Linked DNA regions of Homo sapiens: region 2 is linked to region 1. Evidence: read pairs that join two places in POLR2A ChIA-PET (ENCODE). Cell type or tissue: Panc1. All regions are shown on one strand.

Evidence for each region. Peaks named below come from ENCODE experiments on the same cell type or tissue, not always from the same donor. Only the 100,000 strongest peaks of a DNase experiment are listed, where the experiment ranks them.
Region 2: POLR2A ChIA-PET joins it to region 1 with 13 read pairs; 5 of 35 experiments call an interaction of 5 or more read pairs at or near these places.

The regions. Positions count from the first base shown.
Region 1 is chr1:181,101,702-181,109,701 of GRCh38, reverse strand. No RefSeq gene overlaps it. Among named protein-coding and RNA genes, the nearest start is that of IER5, 17 kb to the right of the region's middle. RefSeq lists silencers at 3,883-3,932, 4,193-4,682, 4,703-4,762 and an enhancer at 3,455-4,349. In Panc1, no CTCF peak of the experiment used is centred here; no DNase peak of the experiment used is centred here; H3K4me3 peaks cover 3,149 bases; H3K27ac peaks cover 7,030 bases.
Region 2 is chr1:180,868,321-180,876,320 of GRCh38, reverse strand. It overlaps XPR1 (xenotropic and polytropic retrovirus receptor 1), which reads right to left. Exons shown (of 15, transcript NM_004736.4): 13 at 2,379-2,518. It overlaps LOC124904464 (a long non-coding RNA gene), which reads left to right and starts at 3,437. Exons shown (of 2, transcript XR_007066760.1): 1 at 3,437-3,575. In Panc1, no CTCF peak of the experiment used is centred here; no DNase peak of the experiment used is centred here.

The DNA.
Region 1 (8,000 bases):
GGCAGCATTTGCATTTCAATGGGTACCCAAAATCATGCCTCAAAACTAGACCAATGTCCCCAAAGAAGCTACAGGCTAGTAGGAGACATGGTTAGGGGCATGTGAGTGCCTGCCCCTCCTCCTGAGACCCTTCAAATCACACCCAGGTCCTTCCCAAGCTACAAGAAATGATCCCCTGAAGGACATTCTGGGCATAGGATTCTGAGAGTGTCCACAGCTGTGGTAGAGGGAGGTTATTCCAGGACACACACAGACATAAACCAACAAAGCAGAGGTTTGCATCCCTGAAGATGCTAAGGAGTCTAATGAAACTGATTCCTGAGTTGCTCCCCTGAACAACTGAGCCAATCAGAATCCTTGAAAGGGACACATTCATTTCCCCAGACATTCACCATTCTGCAGTGGTCACCTCCACCCCCTCCCCACAGCTCTCTCTGGCTTACAAGTCCTGAGAGTCCCTACAGATACCTGGACTCTTCCCAGGGGGCTGCTGATGGGGATGGGGGCACTGAGCACTGGCCAGGGAAGGAGTTCTTGGGGTTCAGCAGGACTCCTTTTGCCAAAGATGGTAAACGAGAGATGGGCCCCAGGGCCAATTCCAGGCTGCCCAAGTATGGGGATCTTACCATTTTGCACAGCAGCTACAGCAAGCTCCCACCCGCTCCATCCCTGGCGCCTGGTAGATCTGTCTTCATGAGTCCAGGTTCTCAAATTGACACATCTCATCTTTAAAAGGACCAAGAGAGAGTAAACCTCCCAGTCGCTTCCTGGATCTCAGTGACAGATTTTTCTGATTCACCTCATTACCTCCTCCTACAGGGGCCCATTCATTTCCACCTCATTTTCTTCCCGGTTCTCATGCCTGCCCCATCCTGGCACATCCTGACAGGAGGGACTCTATCCTCACTCAGCGTTCACCCTTAGAGACACAACCCCACACGCTCTGCCTTTCTCTCTGGATTAACACGGTTTCTCTCTTCTGCCCCCATCCTGCAGATCAAAGTCCCTGGAAATCTTTGAAACCAGCATCTCAGGAAGAAACAAATCACAGGGCACTGGTGTTAAGAGAATGCTGACTGTCTGGTTTTGATGGGGTGGTAATGTGGGGCAGGACCACTCATTCTGGCCTGGAACCCCCTTCCTGCCTCACTGTATTCCAAGTGTTAGCGGCCTCTGCAAAGATCTTAAACCCTATTGTTCATACCTCTGAATCTCCTACAGCGTCTAGCAGAGCTGCAGTACAAAGTACACACTCAATAAATATTTGATGAATGGAATCCCTAGTAAAGCTCAAGCTATTCATCACATGCTGCCTAGGATCATTAGTATATTTCAAAATTGCAGAATCTTGAAGTCAGACGGGACCATGTGGGCCATCAGTTCACCCCTACCCAGCACAGAAACACAACGCTGCAGAATTTCTGACAGGCTAACTTCCAGCCCAGGCTCCTCGACCATCTCCATAACTAGGAATGCCTAAGGAAGCCCAGCTCCCCCTCATAGTTGAGACCTCTGTTTATGAGAAAATCCTGTCTTCTATTTACGGGGAATCTGCCCTACCTCTGCATCCCACACCTGCTCCACACAATGACCAGAGAACTGTTTGCAGGGCTTGTGTTTTCTGGGAGAGTATAAGCTCCCTGAGGTGCCCCAAACTCAGTGCCCTAAGTGCCCAGGCAAACTGGCTTGCAGGTCCGTTTGCTGATTGAAAGGGATAGCAAATTCCCTCTAGACCACTATCTTCCCCTCCCCGGGGAAATGAGCCAGTAGGAAAGGAAGCCAAGCCCCACAGCTCTGCTCATACTTGTCCCAACTCCAACAGCCAGGTGTCCACCCTTTCATATCTTCCCATCACCAAGACAGCAACTTAAAACAGAAAACAAAAGAAAGCCTTCTAAAGTTGTTGGCCCCCTTCCTGACCCCCACCCCATCCCACACCATGGAAGTGTTGATAACACTCTCTCCCCAGAGCACACACTTGCAGAGCACAAGGATGAGCTTCCCCAGGATGAGAAAAACAAAACCCCACTCCCTCTGGCCTCTGCTCAGTGTTCAGGACACAGTTAACTAATCCAGAAGGTTGGATGACCTTGTCTGAAACCTAGTGTAGGTTTCAGACAAAGTCTTCCAAAGCATAGCTAATTTTTTTGTCCTTCTAGGGCTTTCAAGGAACAAGACACTGACAATGAACCAAAGCCTGGCTGGCAGTTTTCTAGGTATTCGGGTATTAAGTGAATGGAGATGCAAAGATACACTATGCAAAAGAATAGTCATACCACAAACTTCTCTTCGTTCATAACTAAGCATCTTTGGTACTGGATCACATGCCTAGAAAGGACAAAAGCACTTCCTTGCCTGTGTTCTTGGGGCTTGCATTTGGCCCTAAGCCTAGGCTACAAAAAAGGTGGGGAAATATTGGAGAGCAGTATTCATGAGTATTTAGTTTTAAAGAGCTCCCATTTCCACTACTTCATCTCAACCCTTATCGCAACCCTACTTGGTTCCTTTTACCCACTAACTTTAAAACTCAGCCTTTCCCTTTAAAACTCAGGGAAAAAAGCCCTATGCAAATGTAAAGTATTACAGAACATAAGAGCAGATTCACAGGTAGAAGGTCCTCAGGAAATGGTAGATACATTTTCCTTACCTGAGGCATAATTCTACCCTGGAGTTTTTCTTTTTTTTTTTCCCCCTGGAGAAAAGGGAAGATAAAAGCTGACTTTGTTGGACAGAAAAGAAACAGAAGATGGATACATTAAAAATGTAAGTGCTTACAATTTGCAGCATACATGAAACTCTGCCCACTTCACTTAAATATGTCCACCAAAACCTCAGCCCCCTCCAGCCTCTGGCAAGGGAGTCCTAGCTGGGGTTCTGGGAGATGGCAGCAGAACCTTGGTGAGATGGCCTTGGGCTTGACTTTGCAGAGCTAAAAAGGAAAGACGTTCAAACAATGAAAAGTCCTCCCACCGGATTCCACCTTCTGTTGGCCACTTCCTTCCTTCCCTCCTTTTTCCTTCCCTTCCTGCGGGAGCTACTCTGCCCCACCTTCCTTCCTGGAGAGGAGGACCTACCCTTTCCTCTCTAGGGCTGGTGCCAAAGGGATGAACAATGTGATTGCTGGGGGGGCGGGTAGGGGTGCAGGGAGTCAAGAAGTGGGAAGAAGCAGCCGGTGTTCGAAACAAACCAGAGTAACCAAGCAGAGATGGAGGGAGAGAGATGTTTAGTCCTCAAGGTGCATTTCAGGAGTCTTTGACCAGTTCCCAGAAATTTCCTTCATTTAAGCTTCCAAGCAAAGAGACTGCTAATGGCAGCAACGGCAGTAGAATCCCCAAAGCCTCATCAAGGTGCCCAAATAATGTGACCTCAAGGTGACAGAAAAAAGGATGGCGTCAGTGAGGTAAAAGGGGCACTCAATCTAGGTAGCCATTTGCAATCTCCCTTCTGCTGTCCCACAGCCCAGAGAGAAAAGAAAAAGTGGAAAGGAAACCGTGAAAAGAGGCAGAGACATCAAGAGAGTTTCTGGAAGAGTCTTGAAAAGGGCAAGGACAGAAAGAAGATGCCAATAGGAAGGGGAGAGGACAATACAAAAGGTAATGTGGAGCTGAAAATAGGAGAGGGGAGAGTCGCCCTTCCATCAAATGTAATGATAAAGCTACCAAAGGAGACCAGAGAGTGGCGGAGGGGGAAGGTCAAATGGAGGCGTTCGTGAAGGCAGAGCTTTGGAGAGAGGGCCAAACGTGAGATGGCGAGCACACAAAAAAGGCGCTCCAGGAGGCAGTTGAGGGGGCTGGAACGAAGTGAGAGAGAAGAAGGAAGAAATCAAAGGGTTCATCGAGGGAAGGGGGCGCCTAGGAAACACGCCCGGGAGGGCCCCGCTTTGTCTGGCGTGGGCGGCGGCGGGGGCAGCACGTGCAGCCGGGAGCGCGCTGAGCCGCCAGGCTCCGAGCCGAAGAGCGCCGAGAGGAGACACGACGCGCGGGGGCGGCCCCAGCCCCTCAGACCAGCGAGACCTCTCGCCGGCGGGCCCAGCGCTGCAGAAGGGGCGCATTGTTATGTCCCAGGTCGCAGCAGATTGCCGCTGTCCTGCAATACTCTCGCATCCTGGCACCGCGCCACTGGCACGGCCCGGGGGCTGGAAATAACTGCGCCGTTCCCATGACGACGAGGAAGCTCCCCCCGCCCCCGCCCCGCCCCGCCCCGCCCGCTGAGCTCCGCCCACCGGTACCCGCCGCGGCCGCCTCCCCACAACGGAGCTCCCCCGGTCACCCTGGCAACGGCGGCCGCGGCGCGCGGGAGGTGACTCTAAAAGCGGCGGGCCCCGCCCCCGCCCTCCAGCCCGCAGCGCCGCGCCGCGCGCCCAGCCCCCGCCTGGGCCTGCTCTCGGGCGGGACCTCACTGGGGCAGCCGCGGGCGCCGGCGCAGGAAGCCTCCCTTCCCCCTCGGCCCGCCGGGCCCGGAAAGGCGGGAGCTGGGAGGAAGCTTCGCGGCGGCCGAGGCTGCGGGAGAGGACGAGCGCGCCCCATTTTCTCCGCGGAGCCGCCCCCAGCCCTCCTGACCTCCGCGCCCCTTTAAATCCTCCGCGGGTCTCCCCGCCCTTCCTGCTGGGATGGGAGGAGACCTTAGCGGACGGTGCTCTGCCTGTGCGGCCAGATGAAAGGGGGACTGGGAAAATGAAGCCAGCTCTTGCCGGTGGGCTGGGGGCGGCAGGAATCCGGAGCTCTGGCCGCTGGCGGCACTGGGCTTGAGGGAAGCGGCGGCACGGGAGGCGTCCTCGGGAGCCGGGGTCTCACGGTCCAGGGAACGCCCCCGCCGCCGGCTTGCTAGCGAGGCATCCCGTGAACAAAGAGGCCTGCTTCACCCTACTGGGGCGATCGCCCCCCGGAGGGAAGGGTTTCCACCTTGCACGGCACTCGCGCGTTTTGTCTGTTGGTTGTGGTGAGGAGGGTGTATTGCAGATCCAAAAGGAGCCTCTCGGCCTCCCAGGGTGTCTGGGTCAGAATTGAGACGTTCTGGGCGAGGAGGTGTTGGGAGGGGAGTAGGAGGTCGGAAGGAGAGAGGCCGACCCAGTTAGCTCTGTTCACACCGTCCCTCTCTAGGAGCGGAGCCTACACCTGACTTGTTTGGAATGTGAGCTTTTGCAGGGGACAGAGGCCCTGGCACGTAGAAAGTTCTAAACTGTCTGGTGAATTGCTGCAATTAAAACCAGAGCGGCTCCTTCAGTTGTCCTGGGTGGGCAGGGCATCCCAAAGAAACACAGAAAGTATGCAGGGTCCTTTGAAAATAGTGCCCATATCAAACAAAATATTAATACTTCGCATTTGTAAAGTCCTTTCCTCTAAGAATGTTGTCTCGTTCCATATATATTTTCCACTCCATAAAATTCTAGAGCACAAAGAAAGGATTCATATGGGAGCGAATAGAACAAGTAAAGACGGTCAGCTGTGGTCACAGTGGAGGAACTGAAGAGTTTAGACTTCACCAGCTCTTAGAGCCCTGTTTTCTTTGAAGTGGTTACAACCGAGTACTTTGGTGTGGCCTAAAGAGTTTGAAGGTATACAGTTAAAGGACCTGGAAATAAGATTGGGCTGGCCATTGGGGCCTTGCTTTTCTCATCTGTGAGATGATAGTTGTGAAAATGAGATTAGACTGTATGAAATATTCTTCGTAAGCCATAGGATATGTTATACAAATGCTTTAGTTATTGAAACATCTATAAATTGGTATACAAGTCATGATTACTGTAGTTGCAATACGGAGTTGGTGGGGTGCTTCAGATTTGCAAGCTGTAGGAGGTGGGAACAGGACTGAAGGGCTATGTGCTGATGAATCTCCTTCAGCATTGCTGTGGAATGGATATGCTTCCCCAAAATTCATATGTGTTGAAGCTCTAACCCCTAATGTGACTATATCTGGAAATAGGGTCTTTAGGAGCTCGCTCTCTCCTCTGCCATGTGAGGGTACAGCAAGAAGGCGGCCATCTGCAAGCCAGAAACAAAGCCCTCAACAGAACCTGACCATGCTGGCACCCTGATCTCAGATTTCCAGGCTCCGGAACTATGAGAAATACATTTTTTTGCTTAAACCACTCTGTGATATTTTGTTATGGCAGCCAGAGCAGACTAAGACAAATATGTCTTCGCTTGGAGCTAAGCGCCCCTCCTACCACCTCCACCACCTGGCGTTTTGTTCAGCACTTCCACAGTTGTCTCATTTTTAATTTGTAACCGTGTAAGTTGGAATTGGCAAGATTTATTTTAAAATGAAGAAGCTAAGAAACAAAAAGATTAAAAGGCCTGCTGAAAGTCACACAGATTGTGAATGACTGAACTAGAACTAGAGTCTCCCCAGACAACATCTAGTCCCTAGCATCTGCCAGGTTCTGGGCTAGATTCGAGGGATAAGGAGATGAATATGATTTAGAGGTGGAGAGGGTACAGTCTGGTCAAGCAAAGAAACGTGAACAAATCATTACATCAAGTAGAAAAGTCTGCAAGGATTCATTGGCCCAGCAGGTAAATGGGAAGGGTGGCCCAGGCAGGGGAAGACTGGGAAAACATGGCTTTGGGGGAGCCACAAGTGCTGCTGAGGATAGGGTACAGTACAGAGAAGGAAGGGGCAGAGATGTCCCAGATGCCATTGGAGATTCAGCTTTGCTTTCACTTTCCCAAGGACTCATGGCCTCCCTAGGGCCCTGGCCAAAGGGGAGACCTGAACTTAGAGATCAAGGCTAAGAGTCCTTAAGGACCTAATGTGCCTAAGGAAAAGCAATAGTAAACTCTTCCATTAGTTTTATGTTGACCCTTCTATAGAAAATTATCTTTGTTTTTGGACCTAGCTAGGGTCTCCTAAGGGGTTAGTTTATTAAAGCCCTAACCATTTGTAAGTAAGTGATAATGTGCTTTAATTAGAAGATATGAATTGCACACCTATGACTTTTTCTAGCAAGGTCCTACCCCTAATCAATGTTTTCGCAGAATCTCTGTCTCCAGAGGCACAGAGTCATACTTAAATGAATACATGATCATCCCTCACCATAGAAATGCAGATAAGGACCTTAACTAATGAAGGGGCTAATATCTGTCTCCTTTTGGGAACATTTGTACAAGCTCTTACCAGTTATAGTCAGATAGGAGGATTTATTTGTCTACTGTTTTCTTTATGGGTACAATATGCGTATTTGTGTATATCATATATCCTTACTCTGACTTTTATTATTTATTAAATCACAGCACTCAGATGCTCTCTTGGGGAGGGACTGTAGGTTAGGGACAAAATAGGCCCAGTAGGGCCCTTGCACTTAGAGCCCCTCTCCCAGAAACCAGGTTCCAGAAGCTTGCCCACCTCCCAGGGGTACTCATTCTGAGTACCAGGCCAACAGCCAATTTAAGGGCTGGTTCTGGGATTTCAGCATCTCTCTGCCTGGTACCAAATGAAGACTATCATCTCTGCCTCACTGGAGACCTCATTAGGACTTGAACTCTGGTCTTTGTTCCTTCCCAGTAGGTTCTATACAGTGGAGAAGGTGTGGGGAGGAGGGGGGTCAGGTAAGCCCACAACTCCCAGAACAGCAGGAGTCCAACAGCCTCTGAGAACCAGGAAGTGAGTAAACAAGCAATTACCAGAAAGACAGGGAAGAGCCCGGTAACCCGAGAAGTGGTTCAAATTATTTGATTCCACTCCCTGCCTTCCCTCAAGCCCTCCTCCCCACACCTCCCACCCAGCTTCTCAAGGCTAATTTCACCCCCCTCTGCCTACTCTCCAAGCGAAATTCCACCCCAGTGGAAGCCGGGTCCCAGGGATGAGAGGTGGACGTTACATTCTGGCTAGGGTCTTCAGGGCTTGGCCATTGTCAGTATCGCTGCCGTTTGTCTGTATGGCAAGAAGGGGATAGAATCAGATGGTGCTGCCTGCTATCCTTCCTACTCAGTACCCCTCCAGCCTTCCAATCCCTTTGGGGAAGAGGGGAGTTTAGGAAGAAAGAGGTGACTCAGACCTTG
Region 2 (8,000 bases), 230 kb after region 1:
CTAGAACGAACCTAACTTGTATTACCCTTTTTATATATTGTTGAATTCATATGCTAATATTTCATTCAGGATTTTTACAACTGTGTACATGAGACAGATTAGTTTTTATTAAAATGTCATTGTAGGCTTATATATCAAAGTTATGCTGGCTGCAGAGAACAAACTAGAAAGTGTTTCCTTTTATGCTCTTTTTTTTTCTGGAAGAGTTTTGTATAAAATTGGTTAATATTTCTTCCTCAAATATTTGAAAGAATTCCTGGGCCTGGCGTTTTCTTTGTGCAAAGTATTTTAACATGAATTTAATTTCTTTAATACAGATTTTCTATTTCTTCTTTATTGGTTTTGGCACACTGCTTTTTCAGTAATTTGTCCATTCATCTAAATTTTTAAATTTATTGATATAAAGTTGCTCATAAGATAGTCTTACTCTTTAAATAAATGTCTTTAGGTTTTTTGATATTCATAATTTGTACTTCCTTTTCTTTTTTGCTTTATCAGTCTTAAGTACTTTATCAACAGTATTTGGCATTTTAAGGAAATTAAGTTTGGCTTTATCATTAATAATTTTCTGTATTGTGTGTTTGTTTTCTGTTCCATTAATTTACGTTCTTTATATTTACTTCTACTTTCTTTTGGGATTTGCTGTTTTTTAAATCTTTCTTATTTCCTGAGCTATATACTTTTCTGATATATACATGTAAAGTTACACATTTCCTTGTAAGCATGGCCCTAGCTGCATTTTACATTTTTCTCTTTTATCACATTTTCAATTACATTCTGTTCAAAAAAAAATTTTTTTTTTTTTTTTTTTTGAGACGGAGTCTTGCTCTGTCACCCAGGCTGGAGTGCAGTGGCATGATCTTGACTCACTGCAACCTCTGCCTCCCAGGCTCAAGTGACCCTTACACCTCAGCCTCCTGAGTACCTGGGACTACAGGCGCGCACCACCATGCCCAGCTAATTTTTGTATTTTTTGTAGAGATGTGTTTTGCCATGTTGCCCAGGCCAGTGTCAAACCCCTGAGTTCAAGTGATCTGCCCACTTTGGCCTTCCAAAATGCTGGGATTACAGGCATAAACCATCATGCCTGGCTACTCAAAATATTTTAAAATTTGCATTACAATTTTGACCTGGGGTTATCAGACATGTACTGCTTAATTTCTAAACATTTGGGACTTTTGAGTTATCTTTTTGTGATTATAATCCCTGCAATTTGTTGAGACTTCCTTTATGGCACAGTGTAAGGTTAATTTTGGTAAATGTTCTACATGTATTTAAAAGAATATGTATTTAGTAGTTGGATGCAGTTCTCTACGTATGTCATTCAGGTTTAATTAATTAACTGACCCGTTATTTATCTATCACTGAAGGAAATATGTTAAAATCTGAAATTGTAAATTTACTTGTAGCAACGCCAGCTTTTGCTTTACAAAATTTTAAGGCATTTTATTAGGTGCATACAAATTTTAATTGGCAGTCACAAGTGAATTTCAAAGTCTACAGATTTGGCAAATTTCTATAGTGCAAAGGTAGTGTTAGTGCTCTGTTTATCTTGGGGCTCCTGTTTTCATTTAGATTTTGGATTATCTTGTCTGATTTTTTTTTAGAATATTTAAACACTTTTTTTTTTGAGACGGAGTTTTGCTCTTGTTGCCCAGGTTGGAGTGCAACAGTGCAGTCTTGGCTCACTGCAACCTCTGCCTCCTGGATTCAAGCGATTCTCCTGCCTCAGCCTCCCGAGTAGCTGGGATTACAGGTGCCCACCACCATGCCCAGCTAATTTTTGTATTTTTAGCAGAGACAGCGTTTCACCATGTTGGCCAGGTTGGTCTTGAACTCCTGACCTCAGGTGATCCACCGGCCTCGGCCTCCCAAAGTGTTGGGATTACAGGAGTGAGCCAGTGCACCTGGCCAGATTTAAACACATTTTATCTAGCATTTTTATTGTTTTCAGTGAGAAGGCTGGGCTGAATAACTCAGACTGCCAAATTGCAAAAAATGATTGATTTCTGTTTTAAGCCATTTTACCTCCCAATTTCCACTTATCCTTTCAATGGAACCCCGTTCTAAAGAAGCTTTTAAGTCATCATCAATGGTTATTTTAACTTTGTAAGAATTAACCTCTGGGCCGGGCACAGTAGCTCACGCCTGTAATCCCAGCACTTTGGGAGGCCGAGGTGGGTGGATCAACTGAGGTCAAGAGTTCGAGATCAGCCTGGCCAACATGGTTTTCCAATTCTAAGGCTGAGGAGAAATTTGAGAAAAGTTGGAAAATTAAAGGTTTTCAAGTACAAGTTATAATAAATTCTAATTTGTAAGTATTGGGTGTCTTTTAGGTTAAAAAGAATCTTTAATAAACTTTTCAGTAGTTTGCTTACCGGAAAACCTCAAGTGGGGCAAAGACAGTAGCAATGATGTCCCCAGAATGAGGCAACAAAGTTGTAGAGGTAATCGAGATTTGGATAGTCCAAGCAAAGCGCAGAATCACATCCTCTATTATGGCACAGTAGTAGTAGGCCTGAGAAATAATAAAGAAATTGAGTATGTTTTCTATCACATTTCTCATAAATAGGCATACCAATGAGCATATGTCCTACAAACAAGACTCACACATGTCCTACGAATAAGCACAGGCTCAAGAGGAAAGTTGTACTTTATTTTGCAGGGAAGTACACATTATATTTTAGAATGATTTCTACCAATTTAGTTTTTTCTTAAATGGTATAATATCCAGTATGAAGTATTACTGAATTTGAGTAATCATTAACAAATATATTTCACTGCCATACTGTATACCAGGCTTTCTTCTAGGGCCCAGAAATATAAGCTGGTTAAGATCCTTGATTGATTGAGATTACATTCTAACAGGTACAGTAGACTTAATAGCTAATATCAGAAAAGATTAGCAGATTTATTCACTGTGTTATTTGTACTTTTATTCTCCATTTGCCTTACCCTGTATTTGAAGAAAGTTTTGCCTTGCTTTTTGATGTGAATGAAATTAAGCTTGGATTTCACAACCGTGGTTGAATTTAAGAAATGTTCTATTTTTACATGGGGAAGACGGTGCTCAAGTAATACTTGCAGGTACTAGCACCCAGGATTTAGGAGTCCAGTCCAGTTTTAGCTACACAAAAGTCTTAAGTACACAAATTGCCAATAGAGCAGAACTATATAATTCATAGATTTGCTCATTATTAATCTCAAGGAAATCAGCTCTTTAAATATATGTATTTAATGAATGTGAAATTTTTGGGAAGGGGAACTACTATGTATTAAGCCATAATATTTATTTTACTTAAAAAATTTTTAAACAAAGTAATACTAGTCATTGTGAGAATGCTATTCTAAAAAAAAAAAAAGTCCCCTGGCCACCTTCTCTTTCCATCCCTAGAGACCGAACATTTTCAAAATTTGTAGCTACTTCTTCTACTTAGCCTCCATGTATTAAACTAATATGTGTAATAAGAATAATCCGGGGGAGGAGCCAAGATGGCCGAATAGGAACAGCTCCGGTCTACAGCTCCCAGCGTGAGCGACGCAGAAGACGGGTGATTTCTGCATTTCCATCTGAGGTACCGGGTTCATCTCACTAGGGAGTGCCAGACAGTGGGCGCAGGCCAGTGTGTGTGCGCACCGTGCGCGAGCCGAAGCAGGGCGAGGCATTGCCTCACCTGGGAAGCGCAAGGGGTCAGGGAGTTCCCTTTCCGAGTCAAAGAAAGGGGTGACGGACGCACCTGGAAAATCGGGTCACTCCCACCCGAATATTGCGCTTTTCAGACCGGCTTAAGAAACGGCGCACCACGAGACTATATCCCACACCTGGCTCAGAGGGTCCTACGCCCACGGAATCTCGCTGATTGCTAGCACAGCAGTCTGAGATCAAACGGCAAGGCGGCAACGAGGCTGGGGGAGGGGCGCCCGCCATTGCCCAGGCTTGCTTAGGCAAACAAAGCAGCTGGGAAGCTCGAACTGGGTGGAGCCCACCACAGCTCAAGGAGGCCTGCCTGCCTCTGTAGGCTCCACCTCTGGGGGCAGGGCACAGACAAACAAAAAGACAGCAGTAACCTCTGCAGACTTAAGTGTCCCTGTCTGACAGCTTTGAAGAGAGCAGTGGTTCTCCCAGCACGCAGCTGGAGATCTGAGAACGGGCAGACTGCCTCCTCAAGTGGGTCCCTGACCCCTGACCCCCGAGCAGCCTAACTGGGAGGCACCCCCCAGCAGGGGCACACTGACACCTCACACAGCAGGGTATTCCAACAGACCTGCAGCTGAGGGTCCTGTCTGTTAGAAGGAAAACTAACAACCAGAAAGGACATCTACACCGAAAACCCATCTGTACATCACCATCATCAAAGACCAAAAGTAGATAAAACCACAAAGATGGGGAAAAAACAGAACAGAAAAACTGGAAACTCTAAAACGCAGAGCGCCTCTCCTCCTCCAAAGGAACGCAGTTCCTCACCAGCAACAGAACAAAGCTGGATGGAGAATGATTTTGACGAGCTGAGAGAAGAAGGCTTCAGACGATCAAATTACTCTGAGCTACGGGAGGACATTCAAACCAAAGGCAAAGAAGTTGAAAACTTTGAAAAAAATTTAGAAGAATGTATAACTAGAATAACCAATACAGAGAAGTGCTTAAAGGAGCTGATGGAGCTGAAAACCAAGGCTCGAGAACTACGTGAAGAATGCAGAAGCCTCAGGAGCCGATGTGATCAACTGGAAGAAAGGGTATCAGCGATGGAAGATGAAATGAATGAAATGAAGCGAGAAGGGAAGTTTAGAGAAAAAAGAATAAAAAGAAATGAGCAAAGCCTCCAAGAAATATGGGACTATGTGAAAAGACCAAATCTACGTCTGATTGGTGTACCTGAAAGTGATGTGGAGAATGGAACCAAGTTGGAAAACACTCTGCAGGATATTATCCAGGAGAACTTCCCCAATCTAGCAAGGCAGGCCAACGTTCAGATTCAGGAAATACAGAGAACGCCACAAAGATACTCCTCGAGAAGAGCAACTCCAAGACACATAATTGTCAGATTCACCAAAGTTGAAATGAAGGAAAAAATGTTAAGGGCAGCCAGAGAGAAAGGTCGGGTTACCCTCAAAGGAAAGCCCATCAGACTAACAGCGGATCTCTCGGCAGAAACCCTACAAGCCAGAAGAGAGTGGGGGCCAATATTCAACATTCTTAAAGAAAAGAATTTTCAACCCAGAATTTCATATCCAGCCAAACTAAGCTTCATAAGTGAAGGAGAAATAAAATACTTTATAGACAAGCAAATGCTGAGAGATTTTGTCACCACCAGGCCTGCCCTAAAAGAGCTCCTGAAGGAAGCGCTAAACATGGAAAGGAACAACCGGTACCAGCCGCTGCAAAATCATGCCAAAATGTAAAGACCATCGAGACTAGGAAGAAACTGCATCAACTAATGAGCAAAATCACCAGCTAACATCATAATGACAGGATCAAATTCACACATAACAATATTAACTTTAAATGTAAATGGACTAAATTCTGCAATTAAAAGACACAGACTGGCAAGTTGGATAAAGAGTCAAGACCCATCAGTGTGCTGTATTCAGGAAACCCATCTCACGTGCAGAGACACACATAGGCTCAAAATAAAAGGATGGAGGAAGATCTACCAAGCCAATGGAAAACAAAAAAAGGCAGGGGTTGCAATCCTAGTCTCTGATAAAACAGACTTTAAACCAACAAAGATCAAAAGAGACAAAGAAGGCCATTACATAATGGTAAAGGGATCAATTCAACAAGAAGAGCTAACTATCCTAAATATTTATGCACCCAATACAGGAGCACCCAGATTCATAAAGCAAGTCCTCAGTGACCTACAAAGAGACTTAGACTCCCACACATTAATAATGGGAGACTTTAACACCCCACTGTCAACATTAGACAGATCAACGAGACAGAAAGTCAACAAGGATACCCAGGAATTGAACTCAGCTCTGCACCAAGCAGACCTAATAGACATCTACAGAACTCTCCACCCCAAATCAACAGAGTATACATTTTTTTCAGCACCACACCACACCTATTCCAAAATTGACCACATAGTTGGAAGTAAAGCTCTCCTCAGCAAATGTAAAAGAACAGAAATTATAACAAACTATCTCTCAGACCACAGTGCAATCAAACTAGAACTCAGGATTAAGAATCTCACTCAAAGCCGCTCAACTCCATGGAAACTGAACAACCTGCTCCTGAATGACTACTGGGTACATAACGAAATGAAGGCAGAAATAAAGATGTTCTTTGAAACCAACGAGAACAAAGACACCACATACCAGAATCTCTGGGACGCATTCAAAGCAGCGTGTAGAGGGAAATTTATAGCACTAAATGCCTACAAGAGAAAGCAGGAAAGATCCAAAATTGACACCCTAACATCACAATTAAAAGAACTAGAAAAGCAAGAGCAAACACATTCAAAAGCTAGCAGAAGGCAAGAAATAACTAAAATCAGAGCAGAACTGAAGGAAATAGAGACACAAAAAACCCTTCAAAAAATCAATGAATCCAGGAGCTGGTTTTTTGAAAGGATCAACAAAATTGATAGACCGCTAGCAAGACTAATAAAGAAAAAAAGAGAGAAGAATCAAATAGACACAATAAAAAATGATAAAGGGGATATCACCACCGATCCCACAGAAATACAAACTACCATCAGAGAATACTACAAACACCTCTACGCAAATAAACTAGAAAATCTAGAAGAAATGGATACATTCCTCGACACATACTCTCTCCCAAGACTAAACCAGGAAGAAGTTGAATCTCTGAATAGACCAATAACAGGCTCTGAAATTGTGGCAATAATCAATAGTTTACCAACCAAAAAGAGTCCAGGACCAGATGGATTCACAGCCGAATTCTACCAGAGGTACAAGGAGGAGCTGGTACCATTCCTTCTGAAACTATTCCAATCAATAGAAAAAGAGGGAATCCTCCCTAACTCATTTTATGAGGCCAGCATCATTCTGATACCAAAGCCGGGCAGAGACACAACCAAAAAAGAGAATTTTAGACCAATATCCTTGATGAACATTGATGCAAAAATCCTCAATAAAATACTGGCCAACCGAATCCAGCAGCACATCAAAAAGCTTATCCACCATGATCAAGTGGGCTTCATCCCTGGGATGCAAGGCTGGTTCAATATACGCAAATCAATAAATGTAATCCAGCATATAAACAGAGCCAAAGACAAAAACCACATGATTATCTCAATAGATGCAGAAAAAGCCTTTGACAAAATTCAACAACCCTTCATGCTAAAAACTCTCAATAAATTAGGTATTGATGGGACGTATTTCAAAATAATAAGAGCTATCTATGACAAACCCACAGCCAATATCATACTGAATGGGCAAAAACTGGAAGCATTCCCTTTGAAAACTGGCACAAGACAGGGATGCCCTCTCTCACCGCTCCTATTCAACATAGTGTTGGAAGTTCTGGCCAGGGCAATCAGGCAGGAGAAGGAAATAAAGGGTATTCAATTAGGAAAAGAGGAAGTCAAATTGTCCCTGTTTGCAGACGACATGATTGTTTATCTAGAAAACCCCATCGTCTCAGCCCAAAATCTCCTTAAGCTGATAAGCAACTTCAGCAAAGTCTCAGGATACAAAATCAATGTGCAAAAATCACAAGCATTCTTACACACCAACAACAGACAAACAGAGAGCCAAATCATGAGTGAACTCCCATTCACAATTGCTTCAAAGAGAATAAAATACCTAGGAATCCAACTTACAAGGGATGTGAAGGACATCTTCAAGGAGAACTACAAACCACTGCTCAAGGAAATAAAAGAGGACACAAACAAATGGAAGAACATTCCATGCTCATGGGTAGGAAGAATCAATATCGTGAAAATGGCCATACTGCCCAAGGTAATTTACAGATTCAATGCCATCCCCATCAAGCTACCAATGACTTTCTTCACAGAATTGGAAAAAACTACTTTAAA